Linked DNA regions of Homo sapiens: region 1 is linked to region 2. The links are chromatin loops, found by intact Hi-C in ENCODE. Cell type or tissue: MCF 10A. All regions are shown on one strand. Links, peaks and the distances in the headings refer to the core of each region. The heading gives the core; the rest is flanking DNA.

Region 1 (2,924 bases), core at 304-2,803, 52 kb before region 2:
CATGTCCCAAGTGATTATTCTCTTCAGAATAGATGTTCAATAAATATTTGTTGAGCCCAAAGGCAGTATTTTTTTTATTTTCATGAGAGATTGGCGACGCCTTGCAGAAACCCGGGGGAAGTACCCTGAGGATGTCTGACCTCCCAAAGCAGACATCTGAGTGTCACCTATATTCTGTCCTATGTGAAGACGGGGAGTTGATTCAGTAACAGTGAAATGATCATTGCTTTCCCAACAAGGAGAGGAGAAAATTCTTTCCACTCGCTAGTACAATACAGACCAAAATGAGAAATGTAACCACAAAACAAAGGAGTACTAACTGGCCTAAACTGGGTTATAAACACCATGTTCTAATCAGCTCATCAGAAACAGAAAACTGGATCCAAAACTGCCAAGCTGCCAAGTATGAACACCCACGTCCATGGGACACAAAGGGTAGTACTCTTATTAAAACAATAATTTCAAAGTATTAAAATCAGGAAAACATATAGCCTTATGACACTATCACTGTGCATCAAAGAAACTTTGATGGGAAAAATGAGTTAATTCATTTTATATTTAATATTGGAAAGATAGATAGCAGCTACCATGTGCCGGTAATTCTTTTAGGCACTATGGATGCATTAATGAACAAAACAAAATTCCCTGCCTTTGTGGAATTCATGTTCTAATAGAGAGAGAGAGATGACAAAAAAATGTAACACATAAGTTAATTACTGCATATACTGGAAGTTACTAAGCACAACAGAAAGGGGAATGTAGAGTAGGGCAGGGAGACGAGTTGCAATTTGAAACGGAGGAATCAGAGTAGACTCCACTGAGAAGGTGACATTTGAGCAAACACTTGAAGGAGGTGAAGGACTTAGCCATGCAGATGCCTGGGGAAGAGTATGAGGCAGAGGAAACAGCCAGTGCAACAGCAAAGAGGCCAGTACAGCTGGAATGCAGAGAGTAAAGTGGGAAAGAATGGGAAATGAGGTCACGGGCACTGAGATGCTAGAGCATACAGAGGCTACACAGGCCATTTCAAGGACTTTGGTTTTCATGCTGAGTAAAATGGGGAGGCATTTTGAGCAGAGCAATGACATGACTTAACATTTTAAATGAGTGAGAAAACCAACTCTACTCTACATTCCTGCATCTTTTCTCCTACAGGTAGTCAACATCCAATCAGGAGACTCTCTCAAGTGAGCATGACTCAGAGGTAAGAGGGGAATTTCTTGTATATTGTCCTGAGGATGCACTTCAAATAGTTTGAGATTAAAGACTAGTTGGAAATGAACCACAAAAGTTGTTCCTGGAATCTTTTTTAGTCAAGTTTCAGTTTCACCAGTGTTGCAAAAGTCATCTTCCTTTTGCATTGGCATGGTTTCCCAAAGTCAACTGATGACTGGACTGCATTCTCCAAGCAAGCTCAGGATGCCTTCAACAATACGTCACCTTCTAGGTTGTGGCCAATAATGTTCAATAGACTTCGACATCAGGAATGAGCTACAACTCTCTGGCTCAAAGTTATTTATCCCTCACTGCAGACCTCCGGTTTTAATCAATGTTACCTAAGTGACACACTTTTATAAATGGATGTGATTATTATTACTCTTTCTATACAACCTAAGTCTCTAACATAGAAATATAATTTGGGCCACATATGTAATTTTATATTTCCTAGCAGTCACATTTTAAAAAGTAAAAAGACACTATTGAAATTATTTTTAATAATATAGTTTATTTAACCCAGTATGTTCAATATATTATGTTAATAAATGATCAATATAAAAATATTGATGAGATGTTTCACATGCCCTTTTTGTACTAAGTTTTGAAATCTGGTATGTATTTTATACTTGGAGTGTATCTCAAATCAGACTAGCCACATGTAGAGTCATCAACAGCCACACGTAACTAGTGGCTATCATATCCCAAACTTTGTTCTTTGGAATACCAATTTTGTGGACTACTAACATATTTTATTTATTTAAGACATATTTTCCCACATTTCAAAGATTTCTCTAACCAAGAAGTATCTTCCAATCATTTCATAGTGGCAGTGTTTTTTTCTTTCTTATTGGTACATAAAATAATCATATGTCCTACAATCAAGGGTCATTTATGATTCTGTCCATGTAGCTCTAATGCAAAAAAGGATACCATAGTCAAATAGGAAAGCAGAGCAAAACAAAGTTAAGCAGGTTTCTGTCCTGTAAGACAGCCCAGAGATTTTGATATGTTAAGGTGAGTTGTTAATTTCAAAAACAGAGATGTGTGAGGAAGCTTTTATCAAAAAAGCACCCACAGGGTGCTTTTATATATGAGCACTTACTGATATCTTGCAGAAAACTATGTTCCACTGAACACAATATAAAATATTTCCTTACCATGTACTGTGGGCGAAGGACTTCTTGTTGGCTGGAGAAAGGGGTCACTGGAAGCACTGGATGTGTTCAGAAAAGAACCCAGCAAATCCTGACCTGATGGTTTAGAAGGTGCTCCAAATGGGTCAAAGGTGGCACCTAGAAAACAATGGGAAAATATATTTATTTGTCCCATGAGTTCATTCACTAAATGTCACAGAATTGTCACTTCCTGTAGGGCTAACAGTGGACTCCAAGAATTTCCTATCTTTGTGGACAAAGGAGTAGTCTGGACTTACCTGTTGGATGAACTACAGTCGATACCATTGCTGCTACACAAGGCTAATCTGCCCAGCAGTTGTTAGGAGAGCATTATGCCAATGAAGTCTTAGCTGAAAACGTATTAAGCCATATATCCCACCTCGGTTTTAAGAGCAGGATTTATTTGTTATCTAGCCTTATCCCTTCTTACCATACTCAGTACATTTAAAATATCAATTTATGTTAAACTAGGGGCATTCTCCAATAACTAAAACTGCCCAACACCACAAGACAAGAGCTCAAAATTTAGTC
Region 2 (2,924 bases), core at 305-2,804:
CGAAAGGGAGAGAAGCACAAAAATGGTCTGCAGCTAGGAACTGCCACAACCTTCCATCAGTTCAGTGGAAAGGCCACTTACTTGCTGTATAACCTTATACAGAGAGAAGGCCTATGATACCTTCCTCATAGAATCATCACAGATATTAAATCCATCATCTGTAAAAGCCCACTCACTGTCTGTTACATTTACAACTTAGTAAATGGCAACTTGAGGTGGAGGTGGATGTGGTAGCATTGAATTAACAACAACATAACTCACAAGGGCTCACCAACTGGGACTCGGAAATATTTTCTTTGGAGATTGGATGGGGATTTGAAATGTATACAGATCAGGCATCTGGGAAACAGTCCTTAGATGGAAATCCTCATATGTAGCCCCATCCTGCTTGAGGTAGGCTTACCAAGCAAAGGTATGTGGTCCCTCCCTGGATCCCATGTTAACTAGCTGTTCTGCCTGCCTTTCTGGCTTAATTATGCTCCAATAATCCTGACAAGATTGGCTGGATTTCGCTGTAAATCATGACAGTGGAAATCCTAAAATAAAAGTAAGATTAATGCTATGACCTCAATCTTGGCATGAGGGCTCATTAATTGCAAATCATGGAGTTAATTGAATTCTAGGCATAGCACTGCTAGCTGGATTAAATTTCCTGAGACCTATTTCTTTAACGACATGAAGATAACTGAAATGCATCAATGACAACTAAGCCAAATATTGGGGGTTGCTAAGGAGACAGATAATTATTTCCCTGGCACACTAGCTGCCCAACCATCAAAAGAGTCGGATGTCATGCTTTGGAGGACTGTCCCTATTATTACAGCCACCCTCCCTGTCTTCTTCATGCTCAAGGGTGTGATGCAACCTCTCTGAACCTCAGTTTTGCAATAATACTTGTTAAGAATGAAATACACACATGTGCATGTATCTACAAGAAGTGCTCAATAAAAAGTAGGCATTATCATCATCCTATCTTTGACTCTTTGCCATCATTCATTATTGTAAGGACCCCTGGAGGGAGGAAAGAGCTGTGTGACTTTCCTTCTGCAGGCTGCACCCTGGTGGGCTGCAGAAATGGCACCACAAATGGCATAGAAAAATCACTGTACACCCAGGGCCTCCCTAAGTTCAAGGCAGCTTCTGTTTCTACTTAGCATCTGGCCAATGCAGGTGCTAGTACAGTAGTCCCCTCTTTTCCATAGAGGATACAGTCCAAGACCTGCAGTCGATGTCTGAAACCACAGATAATACCAAACCCAACTGCCATCAATTGGAACACGTTTCTGTTCATGTCTTCCACTCACAAACTGAAGCCTTTTCCATCTTAATACAGCACTTACACACTGTGGCCATAACATTTGCCGTCTGAGATGTAATGGCACAACTAGCGTGAATTCCCTTTTTCCTTCTTCACAATTTCACAGATAAAAGATTCACTCTTACCATAGATCTATACAACCTCGGAATATTTTTTTTTCCTTTTTTTTTATTAAGTCAGGAACTTTTGCCTTTTCACTTAAAGGGAGCACCCTGCAGCTTTTCTCTGGCATATCCAAGTTGCTGGCATCACTACTCTTGTGATTTGGGGCCATTATGAAGTAAAATAAGGGTCACTTGAACACAAGCACTGCAATAACCAAGATAGTCAATCTCATCACTTACACAACTACTAAGTGACTAATATGCAGTAACATAACACTGGACAAAGGGATGATGCATATCCCAGGCAGGACCAAGCAAGACGGTGCAAGATTTCATCACACTACTCAGAATGGCACACAATTTAAAACGTAATGGATTATTTCTGGAATTTTCATAACACTTTCAGACTGCAGTTGGCAGCAGATAACTGAAACCTTGGAAAGTGAAACCACAGGTAAGGTAGTCTACTGTTTATCTCTTCTCTTTCCTGCAGTCTGGTCTGTGTGGTTCCATCTGCTCTTCGGACAAAAAAATTATATGCATAAATCCTCATCCAACACTGACAGATGAGTATTGCGTCTCCACTACACAGGAGGAAGGAGGAAGACTCTGAAATGGAGAGGAATGTGTATCAGGCAGTGGCAATGGTACATACTAGAGCCAAGATATTATGGTGTTTCCTCACAGAACTGGGTGGTATATTAGAGAGGGGTGAGAGGTGAGACCGCAAAGGTGAATGATGCTCAGATCTCAAAAGGCTTGAAAGTCAAACTAACCTTCAAATGAGTAGATAAAGAAATTTAGAATCACTGGGAAGGGTGAGGGGATGCTTTTGTTGAAAGCTGCAACGCAAAATTGAGAATGCACAAGAAGAGCTTAGCGAGAAGAGAGTGCTTAATTTCTATCTGTATCAAGTATTCAGCATGACACTTACCAGGGTAAGCCATCTAAAAAAGGACACTTAATTGAACTGAATTGAATCCATCAAGAAACCAACCGTTTCTATTCACTTTTAAACCAATTTCAATTGCATTGAAGTGCAGCAAGATGATAACAGCAATAGCCATCACTTATTAAGCACCCTTTGATCCCTGGGAACTAGACTACAAGCTTTATGTCCATTATCTTACTTAATCTTCACAATTATGTTGCCAGGTAAGTTTGATTATCCCCTTTTTACAGAGGAGCAAAGTGAGAACTTGTCTTAGACCATTTGGGCTGCTGTAACAAGGTACTATAAATTGAGTGGCTTATTAAGAACAGAAATGTATTCCTCACAGTTCTGGAGACGAGAAAGTCCAAGATCAAGGTGCCTGCAGATTTGGTACCTAGTGAGGGCCCACTTCTTTATTCGTAGAAGGCCATCTTCTCCCTGTATCCTCCCATGGTGAAAGAGACAAGCAAGTTCTCTGGGGCCCTCTTTTATAAAGGCACTAATCTCGTTCACGATGGCTCTGCCATCACAACCTAATCACCTCCCAAAGGCCCTACCTCCAAATATT

What was found. Peaks named below come from ENCODE experiments on the same cell type or tissue, not always from the same donor. Only the 100,000 strongest peaks of a DNase experiment are listed, where the experiment ranks them.
Region 1: a loop joins it to region 2, with 2.7 times the contacts of the local background. A loop is called at or near these places in 1 of 110 quality-filtered maps.

What each region holds. Positions count from the first base shown.
Region 1 is chr1:65,394,484-65,397,407 of GRCh38, reverse strand. DNAJC6 (DnaJ heat shock protein family (Hsp40) member C6) reads right to left here. Exons shown (of 19, transcript NM_001256864.2): 13 at 2,376-2,510. Among named protein-coding and RNA genes, the nearest start is that of LEPR, 25 kb to the left of the region's middle. In MCF 10A, for the core only: no CTCF peak of the experiment used is centred there; a DNase peak (open chromatin) is centred at 1,357.
Region 2 is chr1:65,342,307-65,345,230 of GRCh38, reverse strand. All of the region lies in intron 1 of DNAJC6 (DnaJ heat shock protein family (Hsp40) member C6), which reads right to left. Among named protein-coding and RNA genes, the nearest start is that of DNAJC6, 34 kb to the right of the region's middle. In MCF 10A, for the core only: no CTCF peak of the experiment used is centred there; DNase peaks (open chromatin) are centred at 870 and 1,740.